Linked DNA regions of Homo sapiens: region 2 is linked to region 1. A link is a contact called in ENCODE Hi-C or POLR2A ChIA-PET data. All regions are on one chromosome and are shown on one strand. Each heading gives the region's core, a stretch centred on a gene start or an enhancer-like site at or near the end of the contact. The rest is flanking DNA. Distances are from core to core; before and after follow the strand shown.

Region 1 (5,476 bases), core at 958-3,457:
CACGGGAGAAGTTGGAGAAAATACTGGTCAAAAAGTCACTCATGTCATAAAGAACTTTGGATTCCAGGCCAAGGAATTTTTCCTTAATTCAGTCTGGAATGAGGGAGATATTGTATTGCAAAGTGGCTATAAGACAGGAACTAGTCTGAAAGGTGCCCAGGTATACTGGGCCAACAAATAGTGGTTTAGAAACCCTACTAACTGGTTGGCACTGCCATCGAAATTTATCTGGTGCTTTTAGAAGATGACATTTGGAGAGAGATATGCCTAGTACAGTTTTAATGCCAAATTAATTATGTGTTTTCTAACACATTTCCAAAAACCAGTGCCAAGGTGGTTGGGTTCATTATTGTGAACCTCACTGTATTACCTTATCATTGCCTATGAATTAGAAATAAAATGCACTTGTACTTGACTGTGGTGGTACCTACACAAGTCAGGAAATTGCATAGACCTAAACACAGGCACGTACGAATACGTACAAGTAAGACTGAGGAAATCTGAATAAGATGGGTGGATCGTATCAATGTCAATATCCCAATTGTGATACTGTATTAGAGTTTTGGAAGACATTACCAGTGGGGAGAACTGGGCAAAGTGAACAAACGATTTATTATTATTTTTTACAACTGCCTGTTACTCCGATTACTTCAAGAGTTGAAATTAAAAATGTATTAATAAGACTGGGTGCAGTGGCTCACTTTTGTAATTCCAGCACTTCAGGAAGCCGAGGCAGGAGGACAGCTTGAGCCCGGGCGTCTGAGACCAGCCTGGGCAGCATGGTGAAACTGCATCTCTACAAAAAAATTTTAGAAATTAGCTAGGCGTGGTGGTGCGTGCCTGTAGTTCCAGCTATTCGGGAGGCTGAAAAGGGAGGATGGCTTGATTCCAGGGAGTCGAGGCTGCAGCGAGCCCAGATCGCACCATTGCATTCTAGCCTAGGTGACAGAGCAAGATCCTGTCTCCAAAAATAAAATAAAAAAAAAATTAAAAAAAAGGAAAACAATGTATTAGTAAAAGTTATGTTTTGTAGAAATGTGTTGCACTCAGTCACAGTCTAGTCTCCTCAGTTACCCATATATAGGGATATAGGGATTCCTCGGGCACAAAATATGTTGTTATTTAATCCTGAGGCCTCAGCTGGAAAAGAGAGCCAAGTGCCTAGAACGAATGAGGTCCACTGTGCGGGAACTGCTTTGCAGTTTGTTAAATAATTATAACAATCACCCGAAACTTTAGACGGTTCTGTCCCCAGTGGGTCGATTTTACCCGTTTTCTGATTTACCGACTGCGTCTATGTCACTTTTGCGTCACTACCTCCAATGGCAGGGTTAAAATGATTCCTTTAATAATGAAATGAAGTTTCTCAATAATGAAAGGGCTAACTTAAAGTCGCCGGATGCAGCATTTCAAAGTTTAGGAAGTTACTTTTGAAAAGTACAACCGGCAGAGATGAGTGAACTTAGTTTTTTAACTGACTTGGAGAAGACCTTGCTAGCAGGGCAGGTTTATTACGAACTCTGTAATTATCCTTCTTTGCTAAGCTAAAGGTTTTCCTTTCCCAACCGTAAGACAGATTTCGACTTGAGTGAGAGCTGTGAACTTTTATAAAAGTGAAAGGGAAGAGAAGAAATGGCAGGCTGGGAATCTGGCCCGGAGACGGCGTCCACCGCGCTCGAGAGCAACAATCTGCATCACCAGAAAGGCAACTTCTCTACCCTACACTTGCAGACTTCCGCGAGTCCGGGAGCACTCAACGCAGTCACCCGCGCTTCCGCGTCCCGGACTAGGGAAACTGAGGCACGGTAGGCGCGTCGCGCGCAACTCCCGCCTCGGCGCCTGCCCCCTGGAAGAAACCCAGGCTTCCAGAGTTCTTCGCGCGAGCGCAGGGACTTCCAAGCCGCGCAGCTCCCGTCCGCCCCGCCCCGCCCCGCCCCGGCTCGGGACAAAGCCCGGAGCCCGCGCCGGGAGACGGAGGGCGGCTCCCGCGCGAGCCACGCTCCCCCGTGGGCGCGAGACTCCGCCCAGCTGCCGAAAGCCCGCGCCCCAACGGCGAAGCAGCCGCGCCGGTCCGCCCCGATTCCCCATGACGTCACCGGCGGCGGCAGGCCCCGCCTCCAGCCCCGGGCGGCAGGCCGCATGACGTCACCGAGGCCCCACCCCTCCGGAGCGAGTTCGGTCCTGGCGTTCATTTCATTCCTGTCCTCATTCCGAACATTCTTAGCATCGCTCGCGCCGCGCCGCGCCGCCTGAGCCGAGCCGAGCCTCTGCTGCCGCCGCCGCGGCCCCGCCGCCCGCCGCGGGCGCCCACCAAGCACTTTGCAGACTCGCTTCCACCCTGCGGGCCATTCCGCGCGGCGGGGCCCGGGCCCGGGGCGGCCGCGTCCAGGCACAGGCCATGCAGTGACGCCCCCCCACCCCTCCACCTTTGCCCGGAGCGCGGGCAGCAGCCCAGCGCGCCAGCCGGCCCCGGGGCAGGAGCGGTGCTAGGCAGGGGTGGGGTGGCCGGGCCCAGGGACCGGGAGCCGGGGAGGGAGCCGGGCACCGAGCAGAGGGCGGGGGAAGCGGCGCCGAAGTTTGCCTCGGACTCGCCGGGCGCTGCGGTGGCTCCCTGGGCCGAGGTAAGTTGGCGCGCGGGGCGGATGCTGGGGTGCGGGGGGCGCACGGGGCAGCGGGGGGCCGGCGGCGCGTCCCTCGCGGGCCGCTCTTTCTTTGCGGGCTCTGCTTTGTGTGCGACGGCGGGCGGGCACGCGGAGGGCCGCGGCCGGGCCCCCACACCCGCCTCCCCGCGCCCCCTCCGAGGTGAGCGGCCGGGCGCCGCCGCGCGACTTGCCAGGACGCCAAGTTGGGCCGCGCGCTGGGAGCCCGCGCGGCAACAGGCGGCCCCCGGCCGGCCGCGCCGCGCCCCCCGCGCGCCCCCTCTCCCGCCGCCTGCACGCGCACACACGCACACACCCTCGGGCGCCTTGGACGGGGTGCGCTGGGGAGCCAGAAGTTCGGAGCGAGCGCGGGCGGGCAGAGCCGCCGCCTCGGAGCCCGGAGCCGGCCTGCACCCCCCTGCTTTCGCCGCCGCCCCCCGGCGCCGGGTACCCCCGAGGCCGGCCCGGGTCTGCGCAGACTTGTGCCGCTGGCGGGGGGTTCGCTCCTTCTTCTCAAAGATGAAAAAGGGCACGGTCGTCTTTGCCGCTTCTCCAGGACTGTTGCTGCCGCTGCCGCCGCCGCTTCATTGCACATTCAAGTGGAAAATTTTCAGGAGTCAGCAGAAACATTGTGTCCAAAAAAGACTGAGTCGCAGTTACCACCAAACCCAGGAGGAGACTCTCCCTGGAAAACTTCCCTTCCCTTTCGGTAGGAAATACTGGGGGATTTGTTTGTTGATTGGAAGAGAAATGATCCCCGGGGGGGAGAAAATCTGGGTACACTTCTAGTCTTTGTTCGTAACAGCAACACTTGTTTTCAAAAGTCCAGAGTCCCGCTTTAAAGAAAGTTTAACTTCTGTGACTTTTCTTCTTTTTAAAAAAATAACTTTTGTATTTTTAAAAAATCAAAGCAATATTTTTAATGAGTCGAAAACAATGAGGACTCACACCTCCCCTCTCATGAAAATAAATGAAATCCAGATCAGAATTTTCTTTGCTTTTAAATTGCCTTTTTTAAAAGATTTATTTAAAGTTGGATAGTGTCACTATATAAAAATATTTATGAAACAATGAAATACCAGCCACCAGCGTTTCTCAGGAGGCTTGTTAACTTCTTAGAAGCAAGTGGCTTCCTGTGATTTGCAGAAATGAAAATTGACCTCAGTGAGCCCTGGAAACTTAGAGACAGATGATGTTCCAGGAGCAGGGAATGTAAAAAGGCCATGTTTAAAAACAGTGCGTTGGAAGGAGCCCAGGTCTTGGGATAGAAAGGTCTGTTAAGCCTGCCACATTTCAAAATAGTAAAAAGAAATACTAAAAACACTACACGTATTGCAAAGGAGCAGAACCTTATCAGTTCACAACAACCACAGATTTCTTTCTCCCCGCTTTCCACCTTGGTTGTTTTTGGAAGTTCAGGTGGTCTGATGGCTTGGGGTGCGCTGGTTGCCTGCAATGGTTACCTGAGTAGACATATCCCTCCCTTCAGGGAGATGTGATCCACTGTGTAGTCACAGCCGGGAGTGGGCTCCTTTCTCTGCAGGCTGCAGTGAATCTTGCTGGTCTTCTACGGATAGGGGCTTCTCTGAGGCACAGATTGGGGAACAGTCTTCAGGCTACGCCCGGTGCTTCACCCTTTCACTGTTGGGTTTGTGCCCCGCTTCTGTAAACAGCAGGGTCTTCGGGTCCAAGCATATCTGAATGCTTACAAGGACTAGACTTAAATCCAACTTCCTTAGGAATCTTTTCCTCTTTAGAAGGAAATAGTAGAACTAATTACAAAGTGACTCAGGAAAGACAAATGGATTCGTTGAACCTTTTGTCAGTAGTGAGGTTTTGAATTGTTGAATTTTTGGGGAAAGGCTTATTTTTCTAATCTCACTGTTTCCATAAATGGTCACAGATATTTTTCTTTAGTGTTTCTTTGTGCAACTCTATGTTGAACTCTCAGGTTTCAGGTTTTAAACAGTTAACAATTCTTTTATTTATTGTTGGTATAAAAAATGAACTGATGATAAGCTATATCCATTACGGGTTCTTGCTGATGGTATCAAAATGCCAAGGTAGACTATTTTATTTTTACTTTAATGGTAAATATTATTTGATCTGCAGTTTTAGGGGAATATTAGAACTTTTTTTTTTAAAAACGAGCTTGAAACAAAACCAGTATGACACTTTGCTTTGACAATATGGGTAAAGAAAATTATAGGGAAGAATCTGTAAATTCCTCCTCTGTGTGATCCTTTATAAAGTAATGAACTGCGGGGAACATGCCTGAGAGAGATTATTGGAGGGTTGGAGGGTTTTTTTTCTTTTCTTTTCCCAAAACAAAAACCAGGACTCACCATGACATATACTTAATTAAATTTAATTTAAAGGGGGAGGACATCCCAATTTAGTTTGAGCCAGACTGATAGGAATTTCTCACTGAGAGGCTTTTCCTTGCCTTGTGGTACAATGTGTGCCCAGGCCCCAGCAGCAAACTAATTACACATAAGGGCGGGTTTGGGAGGGCAGCCTGGGGGGAGTCGGCTTCCTCCTCCCTTTCCCATTTCCTCTCTCCCCCCACTTACTTTATACAGCAGGAATTATATATTAGTATACTCACTTGGGAGACTGGAGTCCCCTTTTATTTAGAAAAAGGAACAAATAAGTCATAAGGAAAAAAATGTTCGAGTTTTTTTCCCTGCTTGAGCTTCAGCAGTTTATAAACAATTTTGTGTTTTGTTGGTTCTTAGAATACAGAGCAACAATTATGAGGGCATTTCTTAACGGGAACGTTTGGGAAGAATATACTTTTATCATCGGTGTTTAGATCATATTTGTCCTTACATTTT
Region 2 (5,476 bases), core at 1,566-4,065, 130 kb before region 1:
ACCCCTTGTCCCCCTTAGCACATTCCAAACTGGATTTTTATCCTTCACCAGCCCTGCTCCTTCTTAGACATCCCTCATCTCTTCGAGAGCTACCATCTCCTTCCAGACCCACAAAGGAGTTCTACATTTTCTGCTCCCCCCAACACATCCAATCAGTTCTACCAATTGCTCCTTCATGAACCATCTGTTTTGCACTGGTCCTCTCCCTCTGTGGACCCCCAACTAGTCCCCTAATCTAGGCCTCATCCTCTCATGCCCAGATATTGCAATGACTCTTAACTAGTTGCAGGGTTTTTTTCCCCATATTTTTTTCTTTCTATGCTCTAAAATCTATCACTATATTAAGAAGTTTCTCTTTAAGCTATCCATTCTGTGTGTATTCCCTGCCAAAACTTCTGGAAACACAGCTAATTTCACATCCCTCTCAATTAATACTAACAGTTGTGTTTATTGAGCACTTACAGTGTACACTTCACACAAATAATCTCCTTTGGTCCTTTCAACAATCCTGTGAGGTAGGTTCTATTATCCCCATGTTATAGGCAAAAAATTAAAAAATAAAAAACATAATGAAGGCACAGAAAGATTTAGTGACATGATCCAGGTTCCATGTCTTGTAAGTGACAGAGCTTTGAGTCCTGGCCACGTGGCTCCAGAGTTGAGGTTCTAGCCGTTTAAACATGGTGTATCTTCAGAACCTTTGGTGGTTCCCACATTTGTTTCCTGCCAGCAGCTGTTCTCCTTTGCCTTGTTTTCAAATGGAACTCCCGAAACAACCAGGCTCTGAACTGATAAGGCTGTCACTAATTCATTTATTCTTCATTTGTTCAATAAATATTTAAACACTGCCTATGATGCCAGATGCTGCGCTAGGCATGGGAGAATCCACAGCAAACAAAACAGACATGCTCTCAGCCTCATGCGCTTATGCTCTAGTGACTTCCAAGCCTTGACACTTCCCTCTGACCCTTGATTCAGATCCAGATGGAACCAGGCTGCATCTCCTTCCAAGCTTTAGCTTGGTCTGACCCTCTCCAACAACAGTCACTGCTAGGATCCTGTTACTTCCTCCTCCGGTTGTGCCTTGCATAACCTGTGTGCTGCCAGAGCCTAGGGTGTTCCAAGAGAGACACATGCTCCGGCTGCCAACCCCCTTTCTGCTCAGGAGACCGCAACTCAGTGATGATCTCCAGTGGAAAAAGACAGACTTGAAATAAATTCTTGTTGGACTCCAGCCATGTACCATGCACAGAAACCTATCCATCATGTAGATGCTAACCTGTCAGGTAGGTGCTATAGTTACCCATTTTACAGAAGAGAAAACAGAGGTTCGCCAGCTGGCTTCAAATCTAGCTCTGTCTGACTCTGAAGTCTTCATTCTCTCCAGGATGTCCTGCTGCCTCCACATTCCTTTAACCCTGGCTCCCCAACACCACACAGGCTAGAGGTGAGGTCATGATCAGTGTCAACGAGGTTTGATTCCAACTGTGAATCAAAATTCCTTTTACCATCACAAATACTGTTTCCTCTTGACTTTATGTATTTATCTAGTTAATTGACGGAGGGGGAGTGGTGGGGCTTTTCTTAACTGATTGCAGGAAACTCTGAAATTAAACAAAGAGGTTTATCCGAACTCTGAAGTTGTTCCATTTCTGTTTGTTTTTAGAGACAGGGTCTCACTCTATCACCCAAGCTAGAGTGCAGTGGTACAACCATAGCTCACTGCAGCCTCAAACTCTTGGCCTCAAGCAATCCTCCTGCCTCAGCCTCCCAAACAGCTAGGACTCGAGGCACATGCCACCCTACTTGTCTAATTCTTTATTTCTATTTTGTAGAGACAGAGTCTATGTTGCTAGGCTGGTCTTGAACTCCTGGCCTGAGCCTCCCAAAGCACTAGAATTATAAGTGCCAGCCTTGAAGTATTCTTTTAAGGGTATGCTCTGTGTCTTTTTATGCGAAACACTTGGTTATTTGGAGTACTCTGGGAAGAGGCACAGGTATGAATGCCTGAGGAAGCCTCACTTCCTCTCCAACAAACAAGTGGCCTGTCTCTGCCCTTGTGGGGACTTGGGGGGCTGTCCTCCTCTGGGTAGAAAGCTAGAGGCAGGTTGAGCTCCCGGCTTCTGGACTGGAGTTGGGGGGAGAGGGAAGGACATGGGTGGTACAGAGGCTGGAGTCTGCAGCACCACCCCAGCTGACCAGTGCTGGGCCCAGGGAAATAGCCAGGCTTGCTGAGGTCTCATAGGCAGGAACACACAAGCTGGTCACAGTTCAGGCAGGTGTACAGGGAAAGGAGGATTCCAGCAGGTAGGGCTAAGCGACAGGCAGCAAGCAGGGCTTGAGATCAGGGGAGATGGCACCACACAGAGGGGGCTGGCCCAGTCTGCCAGCCTCAGACAGGGGACCAGCTGGAATTAGTAGTGGGCTTTTTGAGTCCCATTGGGCAATTGCTGTGCAGGGCAGGTGAAGGCAGGAGCTTAGGCCCGTGAGAGGGATGAGAGAGCCAGGGAGGAGGGTGCTGTCATCAAACAATGTCCAGGTGCTCCAGGTAGATACTAGGTCTTTAATAACAGAACTTTTCCAGGGCTGTTGAGTTATTGCCTGCCTGTGAACCTCTACCTCCCCACACTGCACATCAGCAGATTGGTTCCTGAGACTGTGGCTGGGAACACCAGTAGACCCAGAGACAGGGGACTGAAAAAGCAAGATGACAGCAATCCTGACTTACGGCCTACTTGAGCCCAGAGCCCTGCCTGGAAGCACACGGCTCCACTGGCACAGCCTGTGCCCATATGTGAATAGACTTTACTGAAAGGCTCTGCTTCCTCCATTCGTGACTCAGCTTTACTCACACTGGCTGTTTCAAAAGTTGAAGATGTACATCAATGCATGTTTATAATAAGCCTATGAGATCATTTTACAAAATCAAATTCCAGGGACTGAGAGAAAACAAGTCACAGGCAGCAAGTTTCTTCTCTTGGATTTTCCCAATGTGAAAATCTGCAGTCAGGTTACACTGCTAGAGACTCGACTCAGGGGAAGCCCAGGGGAGAGAGTGCAAGCACATTTTATTAGGATAGCCAGAACCCCTGAAAACTTTGATTTAGGGGCAAAGGGCCTATGTTCAAGCCTGGCATTTGCTAGCTGTCTGATACTGGGCAAATCACTGTACCTCTGAGCCTCTCCGTCGGTAGTGAGGATGTAAGGGGGGCTTGTCACTTGTTGAATCCTGGTTTGATTTTGCCTGGCTCAGAAGTGTCTCCCACCCCGCCATCTTCAGGCCTCTCTCCTGAACCTATGCTCCAACTATGAGAGTAATCATCCCACACCGAGGAGGGCCACTCCACAACCCAGGGCTGGTGAAGAGGCTCAACAATAGTGTGGCTATGGACACTCTGTAAACCTGAAAGCTCCACAGCAGTAGGGGTTCCTAGTGCTACCGTTATTCCTGCAAGCCTTAGGCCAGGGTTGGCAAATAGTACCATGCTTCCTCTGCTCCTCACATATCTATGGCAGACATTACTAATCAACCCAGCACTCTCCCCATTGCCTTTTGACTAGTGATGTCTTTGGGAGAGTGGGAGGGAGACAGGAATATTACAAGGAAAGCTGCTTGCCATTGTAGCCTTGTACAAATTTTATAGCTCAGGATGCCAATACAAGGCTCCAAATAAATTCTTAATGCCCACTCCTGGACCAATCAGTTATGATTGGGGATGGGGCAGGAGGTAAAATATATAGAAAGATAGTAGCTACCACTCAAACTACATATTTACCAGAAGGCAGCATGTTTATCTGCTCAAGATGTTCTGTTTTTAGCCTCCAGAAAAGCCACGTCCCTAGGTTCTGAGGGTAGTACCAAGTCCATGTTAGAGATGAGCAAAGAAGCCCAGATAGGTTAAGTGGAGTGGCCAAAATAACCCTGTAGAAAGGGGTAGAACTGTCTGACTCCAGCTTCCAAGCATCTTACCTTTAGGCAGGAAGGCAAGGGTTCCAAACACCCACGCATTCCCCAGGCAAGCTCACCAAGGCCCACTGACCCCAGCAGCCAGAGGACAGCCCTGAAAAGTGAGGGGCGGGAGTCCTTGGCTATGTTCTAAGAACTGAGAGAAGCATTCACAATGAAATCCAGAAGGCTCTTTGGAGAAGTCTGCAGTTTTGGAACAATCCTGCTAAGTCATAGATGCTTTGAATTCCTTAGCTTTTGCCTTCAGAATTCCTGGCAGCTGCAGACAGTGGATGAGTATTCGTGGACAGACACTGATTTCTCCCCTGCTGGCGAAGGCCAGGGCAGGCCAGGTCCAAGACTGAGAAGCCAGCAGACTGAATCTCCACTCTAGAGAAGTCTAGAAGCAGGAAGGGCTTGTGCAGTGGATGCTGTGGTACCCCCTGCCCAGGTGGCCCTGAGGGCCAAGGCACTCATTCTTCCCTCTCTCCCTACCCTCCACACCCCCAGCTGCCTCCCACTGCATGATAGGCCCTGCTGAAGAAAGATGTGAGCCTATCTCCAAGATGACACGCCCTTGCATGGGCACCCAAGGACTGGTCGGTGCACACAGTCAGTGCATACACTTTCTTCCATCTGGACATCTCTGAAGGGAAGAGGCTCTTTCAAGATCCTCCCTCCAGCCCCAGAGCTCCAGGTAGGAGCAGTTGAGGCCACCCTCACTGCATATCACAGCCTAGCTCCTCACCCTGAGCTCTCGCTCCCTCACTGGTGTTGTTCCTGGGCTCACTCCCCAGTAAGCCACCTGCTCATATACCTCCATCTCAGAACCTGCCTCCCTGAGACCAGAACGGGGGCTGCTTGAAAAGAAAAGAGAAAGAAGAATCCTGGAGGTGGGACGCTCAGCGTTCTTAGAAATAATCGCATCTAGCCCCACCACTGCAGAGGGGAGAGAGTTTGCCCAAGGTCACAGAGCCCGTTGATGGCAAAGCTGGCTCCAGGGACCTCTGACCCCCCATTCCCTCCATTCTTGGGGCTGATATTAAAACTGCTGACATGTTTGAATGTTATTTGTATGTAAGCATTTTCTCTAATCATCACAGCACCCTCTGAGGTAGGTGTGATTAACTTCATGTTTTTACAGATGATAAAACAGCCTCCAAGAAGTTGTAAGTGAGTTGCTCAAGGTTGCACTGCTTGCACGTGGCAGAGGTGGGATCCAACCCAGGTCTGTGTGATTCCCACGCCCACATTCTTTGCACGATGGCACATTTCCTCTGGCTGTTTTGGGAAAGAGGGGGTCTTTGGATTGTTATGAGGCTTCCCAGACCTGCGTGGGTCCTATGCCCTGCTACTCTGAGCATAGAACCAGAGGTAGCAGGGCACAGGGCGTAGTTCCCTCCCCTAAGAGAACCTCAGGGAGGCCCTCTGTGGAGGAGGCACACACTACCGGCCTCAGCGAGCCCCGGCCCAGGTGTGGCCCCTGTGTGGAGCGTCTCCTTTGGCAGATCAAGTTCCCGCTCATTCCTC

Evidence for each region. A loop is a pair of places that touch in the nucleus more often than their neighbours do. ChIA-PET counts read pairs that join two places held with the same protein, here RNA polymerase II (POLR2A). Pooled maps may share reads with other maps.
Region 2: a map of IMR-90 shows a loop between it and region 1 (6-fold over the local background). The contact joins the enhancer-like site here to the promoter of TEAD1 in region 1. A Hi-C loop is called at or near these places in 8 of 168 maps with a recorded cell type or tissue (IMR-90, MCF 10A, cardiac septum and 5 more) and 6 of 50 pooled maps. POLR2A ChIA-PET finds 5 or more read pairs at or near these places in 4 of 52 experiments (AG04450, IMR-90, MCF 10A and 1 more).

What each region holds. Positions count from the first base shown.
Region 1 is chr11:12,672,214-12,677,689 of GRCh38, forward strand. TEAD1 (TEA domain transcription factor 1) reads left to right here and starts at 2,208. Exons shown (of 13, transcript NM_021961.6): 1 at 2,208-2,621; 2 at 3,196-3,348. RefSeq lists a silencer at 1,900-2,199 and enhancers at 3,035-3,849, 3,850-4,663, 4,847-5,426.
Region 2 is chr11:12,536,941-12,542,416 of GRCh38, forward strand. No RefSeq gene overlaps it. Among named protein-coding and RNA genes, the nearest start is that of TEAD1, 130 kb to the right of the region's middle. Within about 2 kb of position 2,816, at least 7 of the 41 ENCODE cell types and tissues checked have a DNase peak (open chromatin) inside an H3K27ac peak, as active enhancers do; they include IMR-90, endothelial cell of umbilical vein, mammary epithelial cell and 1 more, where a contact is called at or near this core.